Regions from separate parts of the Mus musculus genome. Here region 2 is linked to region 1. A link is a loop called in an ENCODE intact Hi-C map of the cell type or tissue named here. Cell type or tissue: heart. All regions are shown on one strand. Each heading gives the region's core, and the rest is flanking DNA. Links, peaks and the distances in the headings are about the cores only.

The links. Hi-C counts contacts between places; a loop is a spot of excess contacts. Peaks named below come from ENCODE experiments on the same cell type or tissue, not always from the same donor. Only the 100,000 strongest peaks of a DNase experiment are listed, where the experiment ranks them.
Region 2: it touches region 1 in a loop (6-fold over the local background); 6 of 42 quality-filtered maps call a loop at or near these places.

The regions. Positions count from the first base shown.
Region 1 is chr11:18,952,471-18,962,821 of GRCm38, forward strand. The region is part of intron 7 of Meis1 (Meis homeobox 1); the gene reads right to left. Among named protein-coding and RNA genes, the nearest start is that of Gm16141, 32 kb to the right of the region's middle. In heart, for the core only: no CTCF peak of the experiment used is centred there; DNase peaks (open chromatin) are centred at 5,461 and 6,071; H3K4me3 peaks cover 1,138 bases; H3K27ac peaks cover 3,356 bases.
Region 2 is chr11:19,010,483-19,020,833 of GRCm38, forward strand. Meis1 (Meis homeobox 1) reads right to left here and starts at 8,487. Exons shown (of 12, transcript NM_010789.3): 1 at 7,739-8,487; 2 at 5,651-5,877; 3 at 3,768-3,909; 4 at 3,150-3,200; 5 at 2,328-2,378; 6 at 760-906. The coding sequence starts at 7,750. It overlaps Gm16141 (a long non-coding RNA gene), which reads left to right. Exons shown (of 3, transcript XR_381070.4): 2 at 3,292-3,515; 3 at 4,064-7,848. In heart, for the core only: no CTCF peak of the experiment used is centred there; DNase peaks (open chromatin) are centred at 3,449, 5,749 and 8,559; H3K4me3 peaks cover 8,000 bases; H3K27ac peaks cover 8,000 bases.

The sequences.
Region 1 (10,351 bases), core at 786-8,785:
TTGTTTTCCAACCCCCCATTCCTTACACAGCTGTAGAGGATGAGCCGGAGCCCAGCACTAGTGATTTCCACACAAGTAAGTCTGTGAAGGACTACGTTAGAACAGAACCAGGGGAGCTATGCTCGCTGCAGAGAGGCATCTTAAAGGCTTGCTCCTCCAACTCTAGGTCCCTGCCTCACAGTTTGCAGGCTGAAAGCTTTGTGAAAGTATAACCTGATAACAAGTCAAAAGTGTAAGAACTAAAGAAGCAGTAACATGGGGGAATGTCAGCATAGTGACAAATAGCCCTCTAAATGCTGCAGGGGCTTCATAAAAAGAAACTCACACCACAGGACTATAACTCATGTGTCTACTGGCTTCAAATCATATTAAAATACTTGTTATATTCATAAGTGACAGAATGTATTACAGTCTTAAAACATTTTCACCAAAAACATCTCTAGAAGTTATAACATTTTAAAAAGTGCATGTGGGCCACATCGTTCTTGAGTGACATGGAGAAGTCAGGTGGCAGGTCTGTATTCTGTAGGAGCTTTTCTCAGGGTACTCTCTCTTCCCTACATAGCATGGTAATGTGTTGCAACTCCATCCTCTGACACCTTAGCTTCCTGGACATCCACCCTCAAGGCACCCCTGGATGCTTTTCATTCTGTTCTTAGTGGTCAGAAGGTATAAGGGAAGATGTTAGCAGTGGGCAAATAGGACCACAGCTGTCTAAAGATGGAACCCAAAGAATAAAAGCACAGGAATCACACACACACACACACACACACACACACAGATCCCAGAGCAAGAGGCTCAGGATGGACAGGGAGGGAAGAGACTCCACTCTGTCCAGTTACATTATTTTAGAGTCAATTGGGACAAAGCTCTGAAAAATGAAGCGGCTGGTATTTAAAGAAGAATTAGGAAATACTAAATACATTAAATATAATTGAGGAAGAAGAAATGGCTGAGAAGAAGGTTAAATGAACGATAAAAGCCTTATGACTCTCTTCTTGTAAAACCACCTAAAAAATTCCACCGTTTTGGAAGCAGCGAATTCCGACTGTACATCTATCACAGTGCCTGAGCCGAGTGTGCATCTATCAAGGTGCCTGAGCCGAGTGTGCATCTATCACAGTGCCTGAGCCGAGTGTGCATCTATCACGGTGCCTGAGCCGAGTGGGCATTTATCACAGTGCCTGAGCTTGTTTTCTTTGGGAGGCTCTAGCTCTTTTGTGGACTTGTAGTGGCACTCACACTAGTGACTCAGTTAATTAGGTACAAGTGCTTGCCTTTCAGAACAAGCACACTGTGCACACTGGCAACTTTAGTGGACACAGTAAAGATAAAAGGAGCTTTTACAGAAAACCAGACACTCCAACTTTCTTGTTTGAGTAGGTATCTTCGATTTCATTAGCTGTAGACATGGATTCAGTGCATTCCTTATGTTACCCTCAGGCCCATAACTACTGTACCGCCTGTCCATGGGTATGAGTCTATTAAGAAGAATCTTCCCGTCTGGACGAATAGAGCCAGAAACGTGTAGGGTACATGTGTGTATCTCCCTCAAGAGAAACATGAGAACTGGTTTGGCCACTTGGTGTAAGGAAGAGCATTCCTGCACCAACTGATTCTGAGTCAGAGCATCCCAGAGGTTAACTGAGTCACTTGTGGAAGAAAGCAGCTTCAATGTCATCTCTATTAAAGCCCTTGTGGCTTCATGCCTGGTACCCTGCCTTACTCTTACTTTGCGGGTATCATAAGAGAGTAGTTTAGCAACACTATAGATGGAACAACAATATGAACTAACCAGTACCCCGGAGCTCGTGTCTCTAGCTGCATATGTAGCAGAAGATGGCCTAGTCGGCCATCACTGGGAAGAGAGGCCCCTTGGTCTTGCAAACTTTATATGCCTCAGTACAGGGGAACGCCAGGGCCAAAAAGTGGGAGTGGGTGGGTAGGGGAATGGGGCGGGGAGGATATGGGGGACTTTTGGGATAGCATTTGAAATGTAAATGAAGAAAATGCCTAATTAAAAAAAATTTAAAAAAAGAGAGTAGTTTAGCTTTTCAAATCCGATTGTGAGGCTAAGTAGGGAAGATGGGTGCCGCCTCAAGTCTGTCTTCTACCCCTCTGGAAGCAGTAAACCTAGTAGTTGTATTTGAAGCTTAGGCTTGCTGGCCACATGGGAGAAATGCTGAAAGATGTTTGCTATGCTACCTGTCAGGCAAAGCTTAGCCCATTGAGTGAGTGCCTCTGTATTTTCCTCTTTGAGCAAGGCACACCAGTTTAAATCTTTCTTCCAAAACTTTTTGCTGCCTTTGTCATCTCTCTCCACTCACATTCCTAGGAGCTAAATCTCCAAAACATCTACTCTGTTCTCTTATCACTTCATGCTTCCTTTTTTTTTTTTTTTCTTTTCCTGTCCCCCTCCCACCCCTGCCCCTTTTCTTAAGGAACCCTGAAGTGTGCTTTTTAAGTAAGTGTGCTTCAGAGGAAAATAAGTAGCCATGCTGCCTAAACAGCCCATCACAAAACCAGGCAGCTGCTGGGCACAGTGATAATGGGGAGAGAAGTTTTCAGGGTTCCCTAATCCCCATAGGCTCCTTTAACAAACCAGCAGCTGCAAGAAGCCAGGAGCTCCTGAGGCCTCTGTGTGTGCGCACTGTTCTCTCCGCTTCACACATCCTTAAAATAAAGCTCATCTTGTACAGTAGACACCAGACAGGATTAACAACAACTAATCATGAAATTAAACAACTATAAACAGTAGATTGCAATAAAATTTGCTTAATAATTATCAACTGTTTATTTCTGGACCTTTCCACCTAATGTTTTTTGGAGTATGGATAACAGAAACTACAGAAAGGGAAAACACACATATAAAAGAGAACACAGAACAGGCTCTTAGGTCCCTCGTGAGACAGGTTAATGTGTAAGTTGTCCTGTTGTGAAACAGAGGGTTTGTTTGATTAACATGGACAGAATTCTCTTTAAGATAGAAAAATGAGATACACTATAAGAAAATGGCTTTTCATCCTCATCCGGATGATAGTTTCTTAAATGGTGGGTCATGACCCTATGAGATCATGTGACTGAATTTAAAACTTGTTTTGTGTGTGTGTGTGTGTGTGTGTATTATAGTAAAACATTTAAAAACATAAAATAATTAAAAATTTATTAAAACTCAATGTCAAATGAATCTCAGGCGCTTGTGGGAGCACTTGACCATGTTGCATCGTGAAACTTCACTGCAGCCTTGGTTTGGACAGCCAACAAAAACATTTAGTAAAAAGAAAACTCACAAAGAATGAAGCCTAAACCACTCCAGATGCAACTCAAGATTGCTGTTAAAACTTCTAAAGTTTTCGCCACACATACACATGCACACACATGCACACACTCATTCACATGCACATGCGCACAAACATGCTCGCACATACATGTACACACATGCCCACATGAAGGGCTCTGCTCCTTTAGAAACATAATATTAATTATGGAAAACAAAATGCAGTATTTTTCTTGTCATCAATGCTCAACATGCATCAGATTAGCTATCTCTGGATTACATTGTGTTTCGTTTTAAAAACTGCTGCTTGAGTTGCTAACTTGATTTCCATTAAAAAAAAAAAAAAAGATGAACTGAGGACCTGCCAGATGGCTCAGTGCTAAGTGCAGTGGCTGGCAAGCCTGCGGACTTGAGCCTCATCTCAGAATCCACGAGGTGGGAGGGAGCCAACTCGGCAAAGTTGTCTTTTGACCTTCACAGACTTGCCTACTACACACACAACTATAAAAATAAAAATAAAGATTTCTACAACGTCATTTGGGGTTAGGACAGAATTTCTATCGGTCAGGGACATTTCTGAAATGGCCCTAACCTCTTGCTACTTTATCTTACGTATCTATATAAAGCAGTGTTCTCAGCATTGATGGTTATAAAGTAGAATTATCAATCTGCTCTGAAAACTGTTGAAGACTCTGATCCCTGCTGTAACTTCATTCTTAATGTAAGACTAACCAAGTGCATCCACTTGGAGATTGAACCTACAGCCAAAACATTCTGGGCAATCTCCCTTCCACTGAGCCAAACACCAGTCTTGTCCATTTCATGACTATGCAAATTTGCTTTCATCTTTAACAAAATGGTAAAATTATATGTATACCAAAGAATTCCCTTGGAATAAATGTCTTATGTGATTATTGGCAATAAATATTCCACTACTGTGTCATGTAAAAAAAAAAAAATTCTCCAGCAGAAAGGTGTGTCCTGTGGAGGACGTGTAGGAAAAGTTGTTCCGGGTAGTCAGAATTGACAGAAAGGCTGAAAGGGACTGGTCCCAGAACACTCACTTGATATCTGATACCAGGTGTGGCACTGATCTTAGATAAAATAATACTTGTGAAAATTTTAGAAGTTAAAATTCATTTGTTCATGATTCGAAACAATAACTACAAAAAGCATCCTTTAAAAAAAAAAGAAGTCCTTAAAGCCGGGCGTGTGCTGTCATAGCTCCAGTCCCTGTGCTCAGGCTGAGGCAAGAGAACCACTTGAGTGTGAAGTCAGAGGCTGTGCTTCAGAGGAAAACCCCCACTCCTAAAACCAACACCAAAAGACTAAAATCAAAATCAAGATTGAGTTATCCTGGCATTGTGATTTACTAAGTGTCTCAGTAGCTGGCAGAAATAGCCCGTTAACTGCAGACTCTGGCTGTACAGAGACCAGAAACCTTCAGGGAGCCTCTGTGAATAGTCCTGTTTTACTCTGGGAACGGGCCACAGATAAGGCATACAGGCCTTTGTAGATTTGAACTCAGGTCTGACACCGGGCTAACCTCCTAATCATGCCAGCACCACCCTTCCCTTTTAACCTCCTAAGATAAGATAACGTCAAACCAGGCCTTTCCCTGACCTCTAGAAACCCTTGAAGGGTGTCAACAACCCTTCCTCATTCATTGCTACAGGCCATCACAGCCTTGCAAACTCCCCCCCCCCGCCCCCCCCCCCCAGTCTTATCTGATTTTCTCTGCAGAGAAGGAAGACACACAGGGAGGTGCATCTGTACACCTGAGTCAGAGGAAGTAAGCAGGGCTCTGTGTGAAAGCCTTGAAACAAAGAAGTCGAATTGTAAGTGTCCACCAACCCAGGAAGCTCACAAGAATGGGAAGCTACGAGCTTTAGGGCTTTGTAAAGCTGCAATGCAAAACCTTGGAAGAATTTGCCCCACCTTACCTCCGAGCGGCAAGGAGAACGTCCTATTTTAAAAACAGACAAAAGCCCTCCACGTTTGAGGTGGAAGTGGAGAAGGGAAGCTCTCCAGCTAAAGCACGCACTCTTGCTAGACTAGGGACCCCGGAGAAGCCACTGTTGAAATAATCATGAGTCTGTGCCTGAACTTTCCGGCCCTATTCTCGAGCATCGTCAAGGATCTCTCTACACCAGAAATCTGAGCATGCGCTGATGAGAAAAGCAGCAGCTGTATTTCCTCACCCGAGGCGCTCTGGCTCTTTGGTATTGGAAGCTCTCACCGCGCAGACAGGGCAGGCTGGTGAGCACGAGAAAAGGGAAATAGGGGCAGAAGGGAAGGTGAAAGGAAACTTAGGGGTTTTCTGTTTTGTTTTAGTTTTTCTCAATATTTTTGTGTCACAAGAGGACACATCTCCCTGCCCCTGGACAAAGGAATACAGAAACACAAACAAGCTAGCTGGCTAACTCTTGAAACACCAGCCTAGAGCAGAAGCACATGTGTGTCCCACACCAAGAGACAGTGGTGGTCCCCATGGAAACTATGTTCATGCACAGCCCAAAGCTGTGAAGGTGACAGGAGGCTTTCAGCAGTGATGTCAAAGGACACCAACTGAAATCTATCTGGAGCAAGAAGGTACAGAAAGCTCAGCTTCAATCCCAATTAGGGACCTACCTGTGGCCCGAACACTACCTCAGCTGAGAAAAGGTCTGTTCCTGGCCGCTGCCCTAGCCCCCTTTCAGCAGGACTGAGTGAGCAATGGCCATGTCCTCACAAACAGACCTTATAATGCCAACCCCAGGCCTGTCTGACTTCTGAGTTGGCCTGTGGCCTAGAATTCCTTGCTTCTGGCCCCACCTAACAGATGGGGTATGCCAAAATGCCAGGCCCAAACTTGCTAAACCCTTTGGACACTCTGTCTTGGACCACCCAGCTGTCTGTACAGAGGCCAAGTTCTATATCCAGGTTAAGCACTCCAAGGCTGCATTCCTCTTAATATGGGGGTGTTTCTGCTCTGTGGTGCTGGGGTTCTAGTAAGTCCCTGTAAATCCTCACCATCTCCTACCTTCTTCTCACCTGAAACCTAAAACTGGTAAATTGTGCCAAGTCTGTCCCAATCAAGGTAGTCTCTGAGAGAATTATTTCCATACTGGGTACCAAAGGTAGGAGTGGGAAATATAGCCATCCTCTTTGGTCCTCACTCTCATCCAAATAATTCTTTCTTTCAGAAGCAGGAGAAGAAAGGCCCTATAAGTTCAGCATCTCTGCAACCAGCTGCCTCAACTCTCCTCTTGTGTGATGCAGGCAATGAAGGAAGAGTTGCCTGATCCCAGAAAGTTACTGGCAAGTTGGATAGTGGGTTTCTGCTGGCCCAGAGCTGGCTATGTTTCTTTTAAAGCTGAAAGACCCTAGTATGAGCTGATTTAAAAATATCCAATTTTTAAGGATCATGCAGTAAGAAGAGAAGGGAAAGCCAGAGGAGTGTAAACACTTTCAAAGGATAAAATGAGATTGCTCTCATATTAAAATTGAAATTATTATAGGTGTATGCGATGTCAAGAGTGGGCAGTTACCTTTGCCACAGGTTGCATGTGAGGATCAGAGGACAGCTTTGTGGCGTCAGCTTTTTCAGTCTACCTTTATGTGTATTCTGGGGATCCAATGCAGGTCACTGCTTTACCCACTGACCACTTTTCCCATTCTTGTGAACTTCCTGTTTCAAATGAAATTATGAAGCTGTTCAAAGAGGCCATACTCAAGGCCTCTCTTCTGTACTTGCTTGTTATTATTAAAATAATAATGTATTATGTTTAGAAAAGGATTGTGGATATTCTGTGGTAGCAGACAGTTGGGCTGTGGGATGGTGGTTCCAGGTCACGCTTTCTGGAAGTGGGCAATGAATCAAGGGCAAATTCCCAAGCAGTCAAAGAGTGATGTCACCACATTGGGCCCCTGATGCTCATCCTTACAATGCTCTCACTTCTCCAAGTACATGAATTTTGTCTAAACTCCAGGCCACAGCTGGGACTGAAGTCATGTGCCTGCTACTACTTCCTACAACATCTTTCTGAAGTGCCTCAATTCTGCCAAGACTCTCTTCCTTGGTCTGTAAAAAAGTTGCTAGTGAGAAGGGACTAGCTCATTTGAAATACTGGTGTGAGAGCCAGCAACAGTAAGATCGTGGAAACTCGGCAATATATGTCATGCTGTAAAGTGTCCCTTGCCTTGCACACACTTCCAGTGTTCATTTCCATGTGCTGATATTACACTCTATCCGTGGTCTGTTTATGTGCAACCACACCCACTCTATACCTCATGACGTGACACTGGCAAGTAATCAGTGCTGGTTGAAAGAACGGCAAATGGAAATCAAACCTATTTAGAGTTTTCTTAGATTATTTAAAGTTGTTTGCAGGCGATGGGGGCCAGGGGAAAGGGCCACTGCCTTCTAAAGACTTTTTTCTCTACAGAAAAGACTTACAATTTCTTACCTCCCATTTGTTCCATTTGTCACATACACACACACATACACATATGTATGCATGTATATATATATGCCATATATATTCATATTGATGGATGTATATATATATATATGTGTGTATGTATATATATATATATATATATATATATATATATATATATGAAAATCAGAGCTCATTATCAGAAAAGTTAGCAAGAATTTTGTCATATATTCCAGGAGCTTGCTTTAGTCCTCGTTTGCACATAGGAAATAGTGAATCGCTTGGTTGACTCAGCTGACTAAGAGCAGAAGAACTCTTGAGAGCACTTCTTACAGTCTGCCATTTGTTTTCACCACCAATGTATGCCGCTCGCCTGGTTAAACCTGTATTTCATGCAGCCCATGGCATCATCACCTACACGTGCTGAAGATAATGTGCTTTCCAGGAACTGCTAAACTAACTCACTCTGTCTCTCTCTCTCTCTCTCTCCCTCTCTCTCTCTCTCTCTCTCTCTCTCTGCCTGACTTAGTATGGCATGGTCCACTCAAAGTTAAGATGATCATTTTTACATTTAATGAAGAATACTGGTAATTTTAGCTGCTCTGTGAATTATCAGCTGTATTAGGGAGAATGATGACGGCAGACAGTAAGGCAGCAAAGCTATATTCAGTCATAAATATTTTGTTCCTGTTTATTTGTAATGGCAGAAATAACACAACCAAGGGTATTTGTTTAAACGACTCCAGAGGATCCATGAAAGGTCATTATAGCCCCTTGCTTTACTTTATTATTGATGTTGAGATGGTGGTGAGAGAAAAATCAACATCATCTTTTGAAGATAGATATGAAAGAGGAATTGTTTCTAAGAAAACCACCACAGGAAGAGCAACAAGATGGGAATTGCCCAGTCCTTATGGTGACTTGAGGTCTAACCCATAACTAGAAAACAAGATGCAAACATCACAGCTTGGAAGCCAACAAGACCCTAAGCTAGAGGGTGAGAATGTGGAACAGAACTGTCCAGATGTTAATCCCGTCGCTGGAAGAGTTCTACAGAAGAGCGGAGGCTTGAGTGGCAAACTCCGTCTTCATTTATGCCTTCAAGATTAGATAATGGAAAAGGAAATATCAGTCTTTCCAACAATCCTGACTGCATCAGAGTGTTAAAGGATAGCAGCTGCTCTTGCAGGGCCACTGGACTTATAGAACTTAGTCTGCATTTCATGGGTCATATACTGATGTGTGCATCTGCTACATCAGCCATTGCTTGCAAGGGCCTCAATGCACCCCGAAGTTTAAAGACCACCTGGCACAGTATTGACTTCCTCTGATTCTACTTTATGAAGATGGGGGGGGTGGTCTGTGGGCATGGGCATGGGTCAAGTTGTAGCAAGAGACTCTCAGTGTACTCAGCAGTACAACTAAGATGCAATTCTAATTCAGGCAATGAGGCAAGCTTTTAGTCACACTTCACTAGCACCTACATGCAACACGGTAACAGCAAAATGAGATCTACAGTCTCCCAAGATACTCTCAGTGGCCGGGTTCCAGGCATCTCCAGGAACATGTGGAGAGTGCTTGAATGAACCAGCTGAGGACTTGCATGCAGGAGTGGGAGCAGTCTAGTAGCTTAGTTGTCCAAGAGACAGCTTTCCAGGGCAGGATAGTAAAATGCCACCTAATGAATCATCAACCTGTGTGCTGCATGGAACTCGGGAAACCAAGCTGGACTAGGGACTGAGGCCTCAGCATCCAACCCCAGTTGATGCTGGGTAGCTGAGAAACCTACCAAGGAGGCCTGCTTCCTGTGCTCCCGTGCTCAAGCCACCTGCAGGCATGTGTCGTTCTCTGATACCTACAGAACACATGTGGCTGTCTGCACAGGCTGAGCCAGTTAGACAGACTGAAAGTGTTAGGGACTTCATGACAAGCTGGCTGTCTCCTCTGCTTTAATGGGACAAAGACTGTTCAATGCCTTCCTCACATGTGCACACTAGAGTGCCCCTGGAGCCACCTTCTTCTTGACCTTTCTCCCTCACACACATTAACACACACACACACACACACACACACACACACACACACACACACACACACACATACATTCTCATTGCTTTTGTGTTTTAATCAGCTTTTCCCCTTTCATACTTAATTCACTGTACATCTAGCAATTTATGAAAGATTTGTAAAATCAAATATCCTCAGTAAACTCCACTTACACAATGCCGTCCACATCTTAGCAGTATGGAAATTCCTTTGAAAACTGTGGCTCTGGTGGTGTGGCCTTTGGCATATCAGGCAATGCACAGGAGAATCAGACCCACGTGAACCACTTCCATCATGGCATTAAAAGGGATATACTAAGTTCCAAACACCCTGTGATTATCAACCCAGCAGTTTAAATGGCTGTCAAGTAAGTTTTGAAAGCCAGAATTTGGTAACTCTTAACCATGATTCTGATGGCATTCCTTGGCCTAACTTGATAGATTGGTTCTGAAAACATACACTAATTTTTTTTTTAAATTCAAAACAGATCCCCTTGTTTTAGGGCCTGCACAAACAGAGGGTTAGGAAAATGGAAACAGCATAAACAATATTGTTTATATTCAAGCCTGAGAAAACCACCCCACTCTCCTCCCAAACTGTAGGAAGG
Region 2 (10,351 bases), core at 945-8,944, 58 kb after region 1:
CACACCCAGGGAGTCGCCAGGGCGTCCTTGACAGTCACCCTGCCAAAACCTGCCAAAGCAGAAGGCCCAGAGCACATACCAGCTGGAGGACGAGAGGGAAGGAGGAGGAGAAAAGTCCATATTTATCTGTTTTTCTAACCTCGGCCTGCTTTTATTTTTTTTCTATTAAGTACAATAAAATGGGAGAGCTTGAAGGGAGTACCACACAAAGCAATGTTCAGTGAGGTCTAGAAGCGTTCGGCCGGGGAAAACTGACAAGACAGGCTAATGAACCGTGTAGACAGCGAGAAAATAGCCAGCGTTTGCTAGATTTCAAACCCTCACTGTCTGCCTTAGACCACCTATCTTGGATTTATTCCTAATAAAATAAGAAATAAACAGACCTTACACTTTTCTTTTCTTCAAGATGGGGGGGGGGTGCCCATGAACAAAGACCTACAATCAGAGGTGGTCACTGGCAGTTAACACTCCCATTATTATGGAGGGTAAATAAAATAAAGACAAAAATTAAAAGCGACAAGAAACAGGTCAAGTTTGCAGGCGAAGCTTTTACAAGCTCATCTCTCCAGGTCGAATCCTAGAGCCAGCCTTAATGAAGCAATAATAGCCACATTATTCAAAAATTTTCATTTTGATGGAAATGTATCTAAAAGGGACTTAATCATATGCAAATAATAAAGGAGGTGGTGGTGACCCAGCAAGCAATATGCATACAGATTTTTTTTTTCCTTAGGGATGTTGAAATTGAAAGTCGCATACCTGGTCAGTTAGATTTGCTGATCTTGTTACATCTTCACTGTCTGATTTTGATCCTCCTTCTCTATCATCTATCACCAAATCGATAGGCATTTTCCCTTTCAAACAGCTAATATACCGGTGGCAGAAATTGTCACATAATTCGTGTACCTACATTATGACAGAAATAAAAAAAATGGAAATATAATCAGGAGAGCATAAACGACATTGACAAGTGCAGTCCACCCCCTTGTGAGAGCCAAACTTCCAAATAGGGGACACACAGGGCAATTGTCCTCGGGAGACCCCCAGACGCATTCAGAATTAGGAATAACTTTCTTTTCTTGCAAAATAGAGATATCCCAGAAAATTGACAGTGACAGGATTGATTCACAGGCGACAACATATTCAACACCCATGTTAAATTCATCTGCTCCTGAGGCTCTGGCCAGGACACAGGTGACCTGCGTGGGGACACTTAAGGTAAACTATGTAATTTCATACACTTAGTTTACCATAAAGTGTTCCCCAAAGTTTCTAAGGAAAGTGTGTCACACACACACACACACACACACACACACACACACACACACACACATATTACAGTCTGCACTGTGGTGATATAAGATACATGCCCTACATCTCAAATCAAGTTGCCTCTGCACATTATATGAAAAAAAGAAAAGAAAAAGATATAGCCACAAAACTTTTCAAATTGATAAAAAAAAAAAAAAAGGAAGAAGAAACAGAAGAATTACTCAAAATACTTCAGTCTAAGTGCAGCTGACTCTTACAGGCCCCAGGCATCCCTAACATGCAAAAACTCACAAGAAACCCTGGTGTGCTTGCAATTTAATGTTAGTTTGAATTACAATGCATTAAGTTTTTATTGCTGAGATTTATAGAACAGCTAGCAAAATCATGTTACCCTGCACCCTCTCTTGAATGTGAAGGTGAGGTGTGTGCTGGATCACAGATTCAGAGAACTTGACCCAACCATCAACCGGCTTTGTCTCTGGGCAAGGTCTAACTGTGCGCTCCTCCCTAGGGCTCATTGCCCACTTATCCCTTCCCTCAGTCCCTTCTGAGTTTGACCTGCCCCTGATCTCAAACCATCTTCTAGAAACTCACTAAAGGAAAACAACCTTTCCCTCCCCTAGATAGCAAAGAAGAGGAGTAAACACACACACACACACACACACACAAAGAGAGAGAGAGAGAGAGAGAGAGAGAGAGAGAGAGAGAGAGAGGGAGAGAGAGAGAAGGGAGGGAGGGAGAGAGAGTGAGGGAGGCATTAACTTGTAAAAAAAAATTCACTCCGCCATTCTAAACATGCTTGGAGTGCCTAGCAGTGCAGCTGATGCACAAAGCCAGCAAGGTACATGAGGCTAAGGTGTCTGTGATCCTGGTTTTAGTGGCTGAAATTGTAATTAAACTGCAAAGAGAAATGGACGCTAAGATTGGCCTTGACACTAATTACCAGAAAGCAAGACATTTATGCAAATCTCTTGGAAGCCTAAACTTCAGTCCCTCTGAAGCCTCCCTTCTGTGTGCTGGGATAAAAGGGTAGGGAAGGGAAATCAGGAATTTACCTTCTCTAATTCCAACAGATGAAACCTTAACACTTGTATGGCTTGAATCATCTGCAAAGATACAGCAAGAATAAATACTCCATTCCTGGTTTGCAGAAAATTGGCTGTCACAGCTCTAGCATCTCCAACTCAACCCTTCCCCCCATAAATAGAGTTATTTTGATTTATGGCAATAACACTAAAACTTAATAGCAGCAACTGGGTACCATCTAGAGGTTTATATTTCTTAAGGAGAAAAAATGGCTAAACCAACAACAAAACATCTAAGTGGGGATCATAAACACTCTCCTCCCCCATGGCTCCCTCCTCCCCAGTCTTAAAGTCCCCACCCCAACCCCAAAGGGCCACTGTCTGGGTTACACTTTTCCTGTGATGAAGTTATGTGAAAGTTTTCTCTACTTTCCCCCAACAGTGGGTTTGTACTTTGCAAAATTCTTTCTGCCTTCTGTCCATACACCTTTGATGCCAATTGGTTGTCTGGGGGCTCGGCCCTCGTCATGGCCCTAGTGAACGAGGCTCAATAAGGCTGGAAGTCCCAAGGTTTAAGCACACACGCTGACAGGCTAGAAGATAAATCCCCAGGCTGATTAGAGCTGTGCAGCCTGACCATCATAAAAAACAAAAGCTGGCGTTCCCCAGCCGCTGCTCCTGGGCTCTCTCAGATGAGTTTATACCCCGGGATCCAGTCCCCAAACACTTGTCTGTGGACAGAAAACGTTTGCAGTCGACTTGCAGCTACAGACAGACCAGTCTGGAAAGCTCAGGGATGGGGGATAGAAGTGGGGTGGACAGATAGGGAGGGGAGTGAGGGGTCACTCTTACCAAGTTATCCAGTTCTGGATTAGAAGAGAATAGAGGTTTTTCTGCGCGAATCTAAATACAAGTGAGGAGAGGGGAAAGAAAAAAATGAAACAAAATGAAATCTGTTCATTTTCCTACTGTCCTGCCTCCTTTACACTGTTAGGGATAGGATGGAACCTCCAGGAGGGACTCTTGGCTCAAGTTCGTCCCTCACGGAAACACTTCAGTGTGAACCCAGTAGGCCTGAGACCAGCCCAGAGCGCTCTCTCCGGTCAGCTAGAGCTCCACTTACGCGGAACGCTGCCCGCCTGCCACTCCAAAACAGCCACATAGCGTGGTGTTCGTGATTTCTTTCCCGAGTGAGCTTCTGACCTCAACTTGTGGACGGTGAGTGGGTGGGAAGATGGGTGATGGTCTGGCAAACACATTCACTGGAAGCAAATCTTAGGGAGGCAGTAACACGCGTGGGTTAAGGGAGACTACTTTTGGCTACCTTTGAGAAATTGCTCTCTCTAAACATCTACTTCTCTATCTCTCTGTGTGTGTTTCTATGTGTGTGCATGTGTGCGCGCAGGGAACCCGGACAGAATTATTTTTGTTTCTTTTTACTCTTTTTTTTTTAATATTTGTTTTGCTGACCTGTTTGGCGAACACCGCTATATCTTCATTGAATGACTCTGACGAGCAGACGTCCCCGCCCGCCACCCCCGGCTCGCGGGGGGTACAAGTAGCTAATTCACATTTCTCAAAAATCAGTGCTAAGAGAGGGAAGAGGGGGTGTCTGCAAGAAAATACAACAGTCACAAACAACACAATGATTAGTCCAGAGTCACCGAAAAAAAAGGCGCCCAAGAGAAACAACCCGAGTAGCTCGAGGCCGAGAGACCCTTGGGTGATCTGATCAGCTTTTGCCCTTTTTCTCACCCTCCGCCCAGGTGACGGCTCACCTCCCCCTTACTCCTGGGTCTCTGAACTCAGAGGCCCAGAGCCCTGGACCGTGTCTGTGGAATGGTTCAGCATATCTGGCCGAAGAAATTGGCAACATTTGCTACGAATAAAACCCAAGCGGTTCCAGCAGCCATTTTGAATTAAGTTTCGCACCGCGACAAACCCTCGTCCCTCCGCCGCACAGGCAAGACCGGGTGCCCGGGGAAGGCGCAGGGGACACGGGGTGGGAGAGGACCAGCCTCTCTACCTTCCTCGGAGGCTCGGCCCAAAATCCCAGGCTAAGGGGATCTTGGTGGCAGGGGCGCAGCAAACTTGAGGAAAGGGCCTCTGTGGATATAGAACGGACTGTCACAGGGCTGCACCTACGGACCCTGGCCGCACAGCCCTCCAGTAGCAAGAGGTCTTTCCCGGTTCCCCGGCAGTGCCCTCCCTTCGCAGACGCTCCCCATAATCCCCCAAGGAAAGTTCCTTCAAATGATTCTACATTCAAGCCTTCCATCTCGCCTGGAGTGGTAAAGCGACTGGCATCTAAAAGGCCTAGATGTCGCTCGTCTCAGCCCATTTAAAAAAAAAAAAAAAAAAAAGACTTTTAATGCTCCAGGAGTCTCGAGCCTTTTTTATTAGCTCTCACAGCCCAGCTGGGAATTTAACAGTTTGGGGTCCTTTTCAAAGCTTCCTCAAATGGAGTTTAAACCATTTGCAGAGAGAAGGCTAGGTTTTAAGCAAGCCCACCGCGCAAGGGACTAGAAAATAAAGCACAAAGATTTCCCCCCTAACCAGAAAGCTCCGCATTACGTATTTTTTAAAGAGAAAAGTGTAATAAAAGTTATTACAAAGTTTAAAAATAAAAGTGGGGGGAGTTTCCCCCTCAAATCGTCAGCACACAGAGAAGCACAAGTAACTTTCAAAAGGCTTTTCTAGTGGAAGCTCTAATAGAATGGCCGACGGAACACAGTAAGCCCTGGCCAGAGAGCCCCCGGAAGAGCATCCCACAAACATTTCTTGTTAAATCCTGCAGGTTTGCCTTTGAACACAGATTGACAAAACACCCAGAAGTTTCTAAATGTCTGTGTCAATTCAGAGCGGCCCCTCTCCTTGACTTCAGTTGAACAAACTTCTTAAAGCAAGACATGTTCCCCTTGTCTGACCTGCAGCTGTCCCTCTGACTTTATTGTGCACCGGCAGAACCGGCATGCGGTGGCTGAGTAAACTCCGCAAGTCAGAACAATCAATGGCTTAAAAGATTTTCCCTAAACTAAGGCGCCTACCCTTAGAAACTCCCCAACGCTCGAGCTAAGTCTAGCGAGCAAGATCTCAGATTTGCTGACTCGAGTCTGAGAGGGGATTCGGAATCTTTAGACGGCCACTCCAGCACTGGGACTCCTTTGCGACCAACGTGGCGGCCAAGCCGGGCGCTGAATCGGGAGGAGGCTCCCCCGCTATACCCCAAACCAGTTTCCACGCACTGTGAATTGTACCTCTAATCTAGAGTGCTCTGACTTTCCGGTTGCAAGGGCTTGGGAAATGGGGGAAGCATCGCGCCTCACTCCTTAACTCCTGCCCATTATACCTACCCATAAATGGCATCTTTATCTCTCTTTAAAGCGTCATTGACCGAGGAACCCATGCTGGGGGCCATGGCGTTGGTGTGAGCTGTGTGCGGGTACTGATGCGAGTGCAGAGGAGGCCCGTGGTTCAGGTGGTGGACCGGTTGCATGGACCTGGCTGCATGCGGGTCCCCATACATCGTGGAGGGGATGCCTACTCCATCCATACCCCCATAATGGGGTAGGTCGTCGTACTGCATGACAAACAGGAGAGAAAAAAAGGGTCAGAGGCCAGGCGGGTAACCGGGAACGTTAGGGCACCGAGCTTAGATCAGTACAACAGGATCCTTCAACCCGAATTCCCTGGCCTTACATCTCTAAAGTTGAGCGTTCTGTTGTAAAAATTAATTTTAACAGTAAGAGCTCCAGAATTCTCAGTGAGAGTCATCTGAGATGAAGGTTCCTGTCCTAACTTGTGTCCATATAGACCAATTCAGAAATCCAAAATCTTTTGGCAAGGAAGGGAGGGAGGAAGGAAAAGGAAAGGCAGAGAGGCATTCTCCCGGAGGCGGAAGGTAAAACATGCATGTTTCTGGAGGTGGAAACCGAAAATCACAACAATAAAACGTGCCGGAACAGTGTAGCAGACCCGCCTTGCTTCACACAGCCTTCACTTGGGGGGTGGGGTATTTTTTAAAAGTTATGATGGGAATAGTTGTGCCAAGCAGTGAATTCTGAAAGGCTTCTTATTTTACTTCCCTGCCAGCATGGAATTGGGCAGTCCTGTAAGACACTATGTTTGCCTTGCTTTTCCAAACTGCTAAATTATACAAAAACGAACTGCCCCCCATATATGTTATCCCGCAGTGTGCACAAGGCAGCTTGTGTTGCCTTTTACAGCTGAACATACACATGGACAACGCTGTTTCCAAGCTTAAAGAAAGCTATAAAGGAAGCAACTAATACTCTACTTTGTTTTGTTTTTTTTTAACCTTCACAAACTTTCTCCCTAGAGTTGAAGTCAAGGAAGCAATTGCTATGTGTTAGTTTCTAAGCAGATTCAAAAGCAAAATACACATGCAAATCTCTGGTGTGTGTGTGGGGGGGGGGCTGCTTTCAAATTGATTGCCATTACTGTCTGTGATAAATTCAGCTATTTGGATTTTTCTGATTGTTTTATTTCAAGCAAGTTACTTTTCTAAGATTTGGAAATCTTGAGAGGGAAATGATTTCCAAAGAGAGGGGAATTGCCACTTTCAACCTCTTAAAGCCAGAGGTGGGAAGAGTTTGGAAGAAGGCTGACATTTGTCTGAACCAAGAGAATAAAGAAAAATGTGTCCTCTAGTAACTTTCTTTTCCAAAAGGGGCTTTGAGGGCCAAGACACAAATTATGCAAGGCAGCCTTTTTGTAGACCCCTTTCTTTTAAGAAGCCACCTCTGCGGGGGCATCATTGTCTCAGTTTACTTTCAAGGCATTTTCATTCAAATAGGAATATTGGGGAAATTAGTATTGCATTTTAAAAGTGAGAGCTCTGTATTTAGTATCTAACTAGTACAGAACTTAGCTAAGGAAAAAATCTACAAACTTATTATCTTGCATAAAATCCCATGCAAATTAAAATTACTTTTATAAAAGGAATGTTTTTCCAACCAAAAATTCACTGCACCAGGACATTACTTAGCGGAAAATGCTCCCCATTTCTACTGATACTGAAGATGAATATAATCGATAATGAGGCAAAAGTTCTCAGCTGTTCATTTTCATTAAACATAGCTTTAAACTTTTGGTCCCTAAATGCTTAAATTACAGCACTGGATATGAAGCATCTTCCCCCTTGTCTTTTTTATCTTTTAAAACAGGTGATTCCTTGAGCTTGTATTTTTATTTATATAGCTGTTGGCTAGGAATCTATAGACAACTTGATCACTTGAATTAACCACAAGAAACATGCATAAGGCTGCAAACGCATTAAGTAAAACTGTCGATTTAGGCCGCGGCTTTAGGATCCTCATTCAAAAAGAGAGAAAGAAAAGAGGAAACTTAGTAGCAGTGTCTTTCAGCCACGTTTCAATTTAATCTCACATTTGACTTCCACAATTGCTTTTAATACGTACCCTTTGCGCCATCGGCCTCTCTGGCTCCCTTCCTACTTCAACTTCTAATATATCCTCTTTAAGGCCAGTGTGAAAAGAAACAAATATGCAAACTCCCCCGGAAAAAAAAATAAAGCACAACAATAACAAAAAAAAATCCCTTTGCGTCTCCAGCAGTGTGAATTACTGGTCCCAGATCTTCGGTCTACCGGACCTGAAGCAAGGCGCCCGCGTCGCTGAGCATAAAAGCGCTCTGGTTCCACCAAGACAGCAGTGGGAGGGGAAAAAAAAAGCAGATCTTCTCTCCCCCCCAAAAAAATCAGTTTAAAAAAAAAGAAAGAAAAGAAAAGAAAAAGAAAAAAAAAAAAGAGCGCCCCTCAGACCCAACTACCAAATCTCATGGCTTTCTGCCACTCCAGCTGTCAATCACAGGCGAGGTTGTCAACGTGGTGAATGAATGATCGTCCGTTCTGTCTTCTTCTGGTCAGAACACCTCAAATGTTAATATTCAAATGCACAAAGCCCTAGCGCCCGCTTTCCTTGAATCAGTCCTAATTCCTAATCAGTTTCTCTCTTCTCTCGCTCTCTTTCTCTTTCTCTCTCCCTCTTTGCAACTGCTGCACTGAAGGGAGATTAGAGAGGAGGGTTAAAAAAATGTCTGTCTGAGTTTGTCTTAAAGGAGCCACGATCGATGCTGCCCGCTTGCAGTCGCCGTGCGTGTGTAAAGTGTGTGTTGCACAGGCGGAGAGGTGGATTCCGACCAGAATGCTAGAACCCGGAAGTAGTGGTGGCCATAACAGGTCGCGTCTTACACAATGCATTGGGCTGCAGCAAGTAGGCTCCTCGGCAGGGGTGGGTGCGCGAAGCGAGCTCTGGCCGCACTGGAGAGGCAGAAAGACACTCCACAAATTCGCACGCCCAGGCACTAACACCACACACCCAGGGCACATGCACACAAATACAGGCTGCAGCTCCCAACCCGCCGGCTTTACGTCCCCTTCCAGCCTCTCTTCCCAAAGCGGACGCTTGAAATAAATCGGGAATAAACGTAGGGCAGGCAGATGCCGGAGTTAATTCGCTCAGGGCTCCGCTCATGAAAGACTTCAAGACTTTCCTCGAAATTATTGGGGTCTGCCAGTATTTTTCGGGGTGGGGGTGATGCCAAAAGTACTGGATTCTCTGCTAGACTCCCGGAGGAGAAAAGTCAAAGCCAGAGCAAGAAGAGGAGCTGGAACTGGACTGGAAAAGGTTCCGCTCGAGAGTCCTGAGAACGTGGGGTAGCGGTCGCCCGGGCGTTCTGCAGACTCAGCTTAGAGGTTTTCTTTTCTTTTCTTTTTTTTCTTTTGGTTTGGGTTTTTTCTTTCTTTCTTTATTTTTTTTTCTCCCCCCGCTGTCAGAAGTGGACGTAGGGCCGGAGGAAAGGAAATGCTTGCATTTTGTCACTTTGAGTCCGGACGTCCCCACCTCCTCTCTTGCAGCCCTCAGCCCCAGCCGCCGCGCGAAGTGAGGGAGGAAGGGAGGGAACAATGAGCCGAGCGCCGGGAATGTGCCCCCAGCGCTTGTTTACAAACACCGAGCTATTTATGACCGCTGGAGAACGAAACTCAACGCGGGCACCAAGCAGCCAGACCTTGCGGGCGGCCGGGGCCTGGGAGCCCCGGGACCCGAGGCTCTTTCTCGATTGCGCTACCGGCAAGTTTAGCCGTGCGCCCGGGGCGCGGCGAAGCTGCAGAGCTCCGCTGCGCTGCGGCTGGGGCTGCCTTTGTCTGGGCGACGCCGAGGGGCTCCAGCCTCGGCCTTGCTCGGGCCTGGAGACGCTGCGCTCCCTCCCACCCCCCACCCCCAGCTCTTTCAGCGGCGACGCCCGGAGCCGGCCTCCCAGACCTCCATCTCTCAATTTGTCTATCTCCGAACCCAGCCCCGTGAAAGCTCCCAGTTCCAGAGAAAAAGAAATCCACTTCGGAAGCTGAGATTTCAGACAAAAGCTGACCCTGCCCACAACTTAAAGTCTCCAACCAGCCAGTGGTTTTTAACTTTCTCTCTTGAAATACCACACCCTGGACTTAAAATTGTTTTTTGAGTCTTTTTATTCTCACTCTTCAGCTACTCTATCTAGTGGGGGTTATTTTACTCTTTATGTTTCTGCGCCCGGCTCTCGTGGCTTAGATTGCTCAGTCACAGTAGCTCTCGGAGCAGCTGGAAACCTCACATCCCAGGCAGGGCTCTCAGCTCGCTGGGCTCGGAGAGGATTCCCCTCACCCCCCAGCTGAAACCTCGCAGAAAACTCCCCCTGCGGTCGACTGGAAAATGAGCTCACCCAAATCTCGGTAGGCAGCCGTGGAGAGAGCTCCACCAATCGGAAGGCGTCCCCGCCCAGGCAGCCGCGCATTGGCTGCGGGGAAAATCAATTATCAAATAATCGATCAGCAGGGAGCTTCGATCTGCTGGGAATGCAAACTGCCATTCCGGATTCCCGCCCTGAAGGTGGCCAAAAGGCTCTCTCCCCCAAAGCAGCCAGCCTACGCTCCCAACGCCCCCGCCCCCATCCCACCGCCAGCTGCGGACCGAACCCTCACCCCAGGGGCCGGGGAAGGTTTTGAGGAGAGTTCTGAGAAAGACTAGGGAGGCTTCCTT